2 separate regions of the Homo sapiens genome follow, and region 2 is linked to region 1. Evidence: read pairs that join two places in POLR2A ChIA-PET (ENCODE). Cell type or tissue: Caco-2. All regions are shown on one strand. Each heading gives the region's core, and the rest is flanking DNA. Links, peaks and the distances in the headings are about the cores only.

Region 1 (4,000 bases), core at 1-4,000:
CATCCAACAAAAGTACACTGAGGGCATTCTTTTGTTTTTTTTTTTTTTTTTGAAACGGACGAACTTTTTTTAAAAACCCAAATAGAAGACAATCTATTCAGCAACTATATCCACAGTGGTATTTTACCCAGTACTATTTTACACAATTAAAAAAAAGAAAAATTGGCCAAGCGCGGTGGCTCACACCTGTAATCCCAACACTTTGGAAGGCCAAGGCGGGCAGATCACCTGAAGTCAGGAGATCGAGACCAGCCTGACCAACATGATGAAATCCCGTCTCTATTAAAAATACAAAAAAATTGGCCAGGCGTGGTGGCGTATGCCTGTAGTCCCAGCTGCTTGGGAACCCGAGGCAGGAGAATCGCTTTAACCCGAGAGGCGATGGTTGCAGTGAGCTGAGATCGCACCATTCATTGCACTCCAGCCTGGGAGACAGAGCAAGACTCCGTCTCAAAAAAAAAACAACAAAAAAGAGACAATGACTTATGAATGAAACTGGTTACCAAAATTGCACAGGAGTTAAAAAAAAAAAAAGTCAACAACTTATGCATGAAACTGGTTACCAAAATTGTACAGGAATAAAAAAAAAAGAAAGAAACATTCTTATTTATTTCCCTATTTCTAAAAAGAGAAAGAATCAATTACATAAATATTGGCATCCAGTCCTCCTGATAGACTTTTATGCGAGTATGATTCTCTTCATGTTTCTTTTTCTTTTTTAGAGACAAGGTTTTGTCATGTTGCCCAGGCTGATCTCAAATTCCTGGGCTCAGGTGATCCTCTCACTTCGGCCTCCCAAAGTGCTGGATTACAGGCATGAACTACCACACCTGGCCTTTAATTTTTTTTAATGAAGACCTAACTATTCATAATCAGAAGAAAATGAGCTTCCTATCTTCTGTTTTGGTTTGCTTTATGTAAAGCAAGGGAAAAATCAAGGAGGTGCTTGAAGACTTAGGCAAAAATGTTTGAAGAGGCTGGGCGCGGTGGCTCACACCTGTAATCCCAGCACTTTGGGAGGCCGACGCAGGCGGATCACGAGGTCAGGAGATCGAGACCATCCTGGCAAACACGGTGAAACCCCGTCTCTACTAAAAATACAAAAAAATTAGCCGGGTGTGGTGGCGGGCGCCTGTAGTCCCAGCTACTTGGGAGGCTGAGGCAGAGAATGGTGAGAACCTGGGAGGTGGAGCTTGCAGTGAGCGGAGATCTCCAGCCTGGGCAACAGAGCGAGACTCCGCCTCAAAAAAAAAAAAAAAGTTTGAAGAGATACTTCCTTGATCAGAAATGTGACTTGATAAAACCAGTCCCTCAGAAAGGCTGCAGACTTATGCAATATAACAAAAGGGAAGGTGGGGGCTGGGAACTTAGAGGGAACTTAGTGTTCAGTCAGGAGGCCACTGCAGCAGCAGTGAGCAATCTGAGAAGGGGCTGGATCTAGAAGCTCTTTCAGAAGACAAATAAAACTGTGAATTAGCCTCAAAAGATGCTTCTCAGGCCTGGGACACTGGAAGAAAGATGGAATCATGGCCCCAAATGGAGTACCTGGAAAAGGGAGCTAGCCTGAGGAGAAAACAAAGCTGAGATTTTAAGTAATGACAGGTAGGGCAAAAGTATCCCATAAACAGAAATATCAGACCAGATCTGAGCTGGGAGAGGCCTGGTTACAGGTGTGATAACACACTCCCAGAGCAGGAGGACCATGTCATTAGCAGTGCAGCAGAAGCAAGATCGCCAAGCTGTCTTACATGAACTCAAGGGCTGTCGGGGCCCCACATTAAGCTGAGGAGAAAGGAATCTACCATTTGCCTGGGAACATCAACACCTTTGCTGCGAAGGAACCCATAAAGGAAGCCAGGCTGGAGGGAGAAGACAAGGAGGAGAAGGGGAGAGCCGAATACATTCAGTGAGACCCCTCTACATGTGCAGAGGACCAAGCTGTGCTCTTGAGAAAATGCAGAGGGGCCTGAATATGGAATGCAACACAGGAACAATTCACAAAAGCAACCAGTACTCCCTTTCTGACAAAAAAAAGCTCTCATAAAAATCATTCTCTTTGACCAGGTTTTTCCTCATGATGACTATCTTTCCAAAATACTTGATGACTAGCTCTCCAAACTACGGAGACTACAGAATGTATTAATGAATCTTGAAACAACCTGCCAAATCTTTCACTGAAAGTTATCCTTGCCTAATCTCCCTCTACCAGAGCCAAGCAAAGGCTCAGCTCACTGTTGGGGGTAGGAGAGCCCACTGCTGACAAAATTTGGCCACTTCACAGGCAGCAGGCAGATTAACAAAGGACCTCAGCACTTTGCCCTCTCAAGGAAGAAATGTATTCCTACTTTGTAAAGCTGTGTTTAGTGGAGAACTCTGGTCTGCTAGATCCTCTGCTCATCAGAGATGAGGTTAGGAAGGATCTGGCACCAGCATCAAAAGCTCCTGGAATTCTCCTTGGGCCTCAGTAAGCACAAGGAGTTGAGGAGCCTCACTTTCTCTGACTCCAAACCCCTGGCAGCGGGCCTTCTTCAGAGAGACAATGTCTGTGTCTCATCCTGTCTGCTCTCATACTGGAAGCAAGACCTCATTTTCTAAACACCAATGTGAAACACAATGCAACCATCTACATACTCCAAGAGACATCTTATACGGCTTTCAAGAAGACTAGTTATGAATGAACAAGTTTGTTTACAAATCACAGTTAAGTGTCCTGCACTTACCCTTTTCTAGGGAGAAAAAGCACTTTATTTGGGAAAAGTAGCAGACATGAGACAAAACTGACATACCACCCAGGCGCGGTGGCTCACACCTGTAATCCTAGCACTTTGGGAGGCCGAGGTGGGCGGATCACAAGGTCAGGAGTTCAAGACCAGCCTGACCACCACGGTGAAACCCCGTCTCTAGTAAAAATACAAAAATTACAGGTGGCACGCACCTGTAATCCCAGCTCCTCAGGAGTCTGAGGCAGGAGAATCGCTTGAACCTGGGAGGCGGAGGTTGCAGTGAGCCGAGATCACGCCACTGCACTCCAGCCTCCAGTCTCAAAAAGAAAAAAAAAACAACTGACAAACCTCACAGACTTTATAGTGAAACAGTATCACTATAATTAACTATATGTAATTTACATTTGTAATTTACATTTGTTTAATCCCCTCCAAATGTTTCTATAAAAGATATAACAAGTATGCAGCAGGATGCATGTGGGCTGTGTGCTCAGAAAGATCTGGTTCAAAACCAGGTTCTGTAATACATAAGCTGTGCCCCAGGGTTAGTCTCCTCATCTGTAAAAGGAGGATGTGCCCCCATCAAATGACCTGCACTCATTTCCAGGGTCTGGCACACAGTCAGTTATCTGAAAGCTGTTATTATAGGTGATTCTCACACTGGCCAACAAGTGGGCCAGGTATCGCTGCCCCAGTTCACAGATGAAGAACTAAGACATTAAGGGTCTTGTCAAAAGTCACATGGCTCAGAGCAGACTGAAGCCTCTTTATGCCCAGTCCTGTCTACAACAGCTCTCTGCCTGAATGAGATAAACCTAGAGCCCGATCAGCACATATACAACTTATCTAAACATTAAAGATCACATTTTCCAATTAACTAAGTGAAATAGACTTTGGAATATATTTACAGAAAAAGGTAAATTTTAGAGGGAATTGCTGGTAAAAAGCTGGCTCCAGTGAAAACTAGGATGACCTCATCCTCACATTAGTCACAGAACACAGGTCAAACAAGTGCTTTAAAAGCCTCACACAAATGGGGATAGGGAAATGAATAATGAGGAAACTAATAGAAAATGGTGGGGGGGACACAGCACAGATCTAAGGCTAACAGCCTGTTGTCTATGATCAGCAAAGTAATTAATGCTGAATAAACACAACTCTTGGGCACCACTGTGTTACTGTACAGCTTCACACGTAGCCTCCATCTGACCATCCGTAAAACCAAGATTAAATACACCTCACCAAGGAAATAACAAGACAAGTCAATGAAACTAAGA
Region 2 (4,742 bases), core at 341-4,340, 250 kb after region 1:
GAGCTGGTAGGAAAACCCTCTGCTTTATGGCCCCTGCAGGCTGCTTTGTCGTCCCTGCACGTCTGGGAGGCTGGAAGGCCCATCTGGGACCTCAGAAATGCTGCTGGGAGGATTGGGGGGTGGGGAGCCTGTGGCTGGGGGTGTCTGGGGACCAAGTGGAGGGCCTCAGGCATACCTGGGCTTCTTCAAGCCAGATCTTAGCTCAGAGGTTGTGCGACTGAATCCTGAACATGTGTGTGCTCACGGGCTAGAACACGCATGTGCGTGCATGTGTGTGTGTGTAAAAGTGCAACTGTGTGGGTGTGAGTGTGCTGTTCCTATCTATGTGCAGGCTGGAAATGCTTGTGTGTGTGTGCGTGGAGTGTGTGCAGGGCACAGGTGGAGAGGCTCCTCTGCGTGTTTGTCGGCATCTATGTGAGCACCTGGGCTGTGGGCCTTGGCAGCTGCGGGTGTGACTGCGTGTGCTTGCACTCATGTGAGATCTGGATTGGACTCACCCTGTCTGTCTGCCAGTGTGGTGCTGTTGGGATGTCCTCCATCATCACCAAGTCACCTGAGCTGCTGCCCTGGCCCCTGCCATCCCCGGAGTCTCAGCAGCTGGCTGAAGCCAAGAGGTGGCCATAAGAGGTGGTGCCATACCCCCGTCCCCATGACTGCAGCCAAGGCATCTCCTTGTTCCAGCTTCCCACTGCCACCCCCTACCCGCCTCTTGCTATGGTCCTATAACAAAGCCCAAAGCCAAGCATGGGGCGGGAAGGTCCTGGGAGAAAAGGCTCTGAACTTGAAGTGAGGGGGCCAGGGCCTATGGGGTCCTAACTCAACTGTTTAATTCCCACATGACCACGGGCAAGTAGCCTGCCTGGCCTCTCTCAGTCTCAGTTTCCTTTTCTGGAAAATGGGCTCTAAAACTCCACTTCTTGGCAAACTGGAAAAGGCTCTGCTGTCATTTGAGGATGGTGGCTAAGGAATGTGCTTGAGGCCACCCTGCTCACTCATGTCAAAGCCAGGCCTACCAGCCTGGGGACATGGTGAGACCCCGTCTGTATGCAAAATTTTAAAAAACTCAGGCATGTTGGCACGCACCCGTAGTCCCAGCTACTCAGAAGGCTGAGGCAGGAGGATCACTTCAGCTCAGGAGTTAGAGGCTGCAGTGAGCTGTGATCATGCCACTGCACTCCAGCCTGGGTGACAGAGGGAGACTCTGTCTCAAAAAAAACAGAGAACGAGGCTAGGCCCATGGGCCCCAAAGCAGGTAAAGAAGCAGCTGGAAGTTGGTGACAGCACCCACCAGGGCCAGTGGCTTATTAGAACAAGAACTCTTGAGTCCACTTTGATGTAGAGAACAGGTAAAGGGCCTGGGCTTTAATGCTACAGGACCCTGGGTTCAAATCCCATCTCTGCCCTTTTATCAGTTTGGCCTTAATTTTCCTTCCTTCCCTCCCTCCCTCCCTCCCTCCCTCCCTCCCTCCCTCCTTCCTTCCTTCCTTCCTTCCTTCCTTCCTTTCTCTCTTTCTTTTTTGACGCAATATTGGCTTACTGCAACCTCCGCCTCCCATGGCCTTAATTTTCTCATCAGTAAAATGGAACTGTAATCATATTCCTCTTCTAGGAGTGATGTGGAAATTAATGCTTTCATGCACGTAGGGCCCCCAAATGTAGCAAATCTTAGGAAATGTTAGCTGCTATGTGATCTCACTGAGCCTCAATATTCCTCATCTGGAAAATGGGAATGGTGATGAAGGATGTTGTGAATATTAAATGGTACAGTGGAGACGAGGCACCCAGCCAAGTCCCCGGCATAGAGTAGGTAGGCAGCAACTATGAGTTCCCTAGAGGTTGTATCTGAGTCATTTCTGTGTCTCCAGTACTATCAGGGGCCTGAGAAATGTTGCATTGAATTGAACAGAGAAGGCTTTTTCTTTTCTTTTTTTTGAGACAGATTATCGCTTTGTTGCCCAGGCTGGTCTTAAACTCCTGAGCTCAAGTGATCCTCCTGCCTCAGCCTCCCAAGTAGTTGGGCTTACAGGCAGTGGGCACTGCACCTGGCACCAGAAGTCATGGTGAGGGATGGAGATGTGGCATGAGCCCCCAGAGCTGGGAACTTGCAGACTCAGGGTCTCTTGCTGCCCTGACTGGTTCCTGCCCTGCAGTGAGCCTCATTATGTTTAGTTATGACATACAGAAGGCTCCAGTGATCTCCCTGCCTCTGAATTCTTCCCAGGTGTCAGATCCCAGAGGTCAAGGAAGGGCGCTGGAGGGCTTTCCCAAGGCCTGGCAGGCACCTGCTGAGAAGAGGGACAAGCCTCTCGCCCTTCTCCTGTATGGACGCCACCCCCGCCCGGCCCCCTGGCTGGGAACCTGAGTTCCTGGGGTCTGGATTTGTGAGGAGAACACACAATGGCTGGCGTAATGACTGCCTCCCTCCGGCAGGGGTCTGAGCCCATCTCCCAATTTTTCAAGCCCCTGCCATGTGCCAGATACATTATTCCATTTAATCTCCCCTGGGTTCTGTGAAGTAGATGAGAACTTGGTACCAGACAGGCCAGGGAACCTCCTCAAGGCCCACAGTGAACACACAGCTGGGCTGGAGCTCCAGGGCTCTGTCTGACCCTCCAAACCCCAGAGCCTGGAGGCAGGGGCACGGGAGGACCCCCGGGAGTGAAGGCAGCAGGGGTGCCCTAGCTCTCCACCCACCCCTGGCTCATGGTGCCCTCTCGCCTTTAGTGAGGGCACCCCACGTAAGCTTTCTAGACCTCAAGGCTGCCCTCCCACCTGGCCAGACCCAGCCTTGTGGGAGACGGATGCCCCTGCTGCCTCTCGTCCATGCTCTTCCCCTCCGATTTCAACTGCAGCTGCAGGCCTGGCCTGGGCGGGCTGCTGGGCTAGCAGACGGGAGTCGTGGGGAGTGGGGAGACGGCAGAGCAGGTGGGAGGCTGGGCCCATCCTCTCACCCACGTGGTTGTGGATCCCGGAGCACTAGTCCTCTTGGCCACCCTGGACATGGAGCTCCTCCCCTGCAGATGGGGAAACTAAGGCAGAGTGGAGGGAACTCACTCAAGGTCCCAATGAGCTCCAGAGCTGAGTGTGAGCCACTGGTTCCCAAGCCCAGGTCATTCATTTATTCACTTCCTCGCTGCCCTTCCTGTACAGCAGCTGCAGCCTTCCCCTTCCTCGGCCACACCTGAGAGTCACTTCCGACCCCTTTCTCTGACCTCCTCTCCCTCCCAATCCAACCCATTTGCAAATCCTGTTGGTTCTACCTTCAAAGCACATCTCAAATTCTACCATGTCTCATGGCCTCCACTGCCTCTAGCCTGGTCCAAGCCTGGAGAGGTGGCTGCCTCTCCCCGGGGCCCCCTGTGTCTACCCTGTTCCCTGCCCACATAACCCCTTCTTCCCACAAACAGCCAGAGGAAACCTTGGAAACCCCAAGTCAGGTTCTCTCCCTCCTCTGTCCAGAACCCTCCAAGACTCCTGTCTCACTCAAAGCAAGAGCCAAGGCCTTCCCAGTAGCCTGCAGAGCCCTGCGCGATCTGGCCCTGGCTGCCCACTGCTCTCAATTCCCTCTCGCCTCGTTCATTTGGCCTCAGCCACACTGGCCTGTTTGCTATTCTCCAAACACGCCAAATACAGTCCTGCCCCAGGCCCCTTGCACTGGCCTTCCTCTAGCTTGGAATACTCTTTCTTCAGATCTCTGCATGGCCAGCTCTTCTCCCTCTTCAGGTCTTTGGTCAAATGTCACCTGCTCAGAGAGGGCCTCCTTGATCACCCAGTGAGGCCCACCTTAGATCCCTTGGACCATCTCCCATCTCTCTTTTCTACTTGATTTTTCCTCTGTGGCCCTTATCCCTGCCTGACATTATGTGTATTTCACTACTTTCTGTGCTTAGGATCTGTCTCCTCCAAGGCCATGAGCACTAGCAGGGCGGACTGCGTCTGTGTTTTTTTGCTGCCGTGTCCCCAGGACCCAGACCAGCCCCTGCCCTTAAGGGGCTCCCCACTGGGCAGGGTGGTTCAGCAGATGTCTCAGAGCCGGGTTCTGAGAACTGCCTAGTTCTACACAGAGGCCCTGAGCAGCCCCAGGGCGCAGACCCACCCTCCCACGGGACAGGGCCTGAGAAGTCCTTGGGAAAGTGACATTTCACCTGGACCTTGAAGTCCAAAAAGAACTTTTCAGCAAGAGCAGAGCATAGGGAAGCTCATTCCGGGGGGTGGGACTGGTTTTGGCGGGGTCAGCGTGGGCGTTGTACGACGGATCCCAGGGCCAATTTTCTTAGAGAAGCATGTTTGGAAGAACATTCTAGATGGAGTGGAGATGAGTAAATGGCCAAGTCAGCTTGAGAACCACAGTGGGGTCCTGAAGGGGTGAGCTGGCAAGATTGGTTGGGGCCAGATGGAGGAGAGAGATCTGAAGAGCCCATCGCATCAGGCACAGCAGGGAGCTCACAGGAGGGTTCTCACGTGGAGGGAGCTAAGGTCACGTTGGGGTTTTAGAAGGAACGCTCAGATTCTGTGGTGAGAGGCAAGAGGGCGATGGAGAAGGAAAACCAGGCAGAGGCATAGTGAGGTGAGGGGAGAAAGGCGTGACGGGTTTCCTCGACGGACCAGCGGTTGAGTGGCTGGGGCTAGGTGAGGTGGGAGTGGGGTGAGGGAGGCTAGAGGGTCGCAGGCAACCCTGGGATTCGTGGGTGGGAAGAGTGGTTTAGGAAACCGGGGTGCAGATCTGGGGTGAAGGCGCAGGG

What was found. Peaks named below come from ENCODE experiments on the same cell type or tissue, not always from the same donor. Only the 100,000 strongest peaks of a DNase experiment are listed, where the experiment ranks them.
Region 2: POLR2A ChIA-PET joins it to region 1 with 5 read pairs; 2 of 35 experiments call an interaction of 5 or more read pairs at or near these places.

What each region holds. Positions count from the first base shown.
Region 1 is chr20:32,827,999-32,831,998 of GRCh38, reverse strand. All of the region lies in intron 2 of MAPRE1 (microtubule associated protein RP/EB family member 1), which reads right to left. Among named protein-coding and RNA genes, the nearest start is that of MAPRE1, 10 kb to the right of the region's middle. In Caco-2, for the core only: no CTCF peak of the experiment used is centred there; a DNase peak (open chromatin) is centred at 1,808.
Region 2 is chr20:32,574,870-32,579,611 of GRCh38, reverse strand. The region is part of intron 1 of NOL4L (nucleolar protein 4 like); the gene reads left to right. Among named protein-coding and RNA genes, the nearest start is that of NOL4L, 8.1 kb to the left of the region's middle. RefSeq lists enhancers at 2,136-3,089, 4,046-4,742. In Caco-2, for the core only: a CTCF peak has its summit at 2,400; no DNase peak of the experiment used is centred there.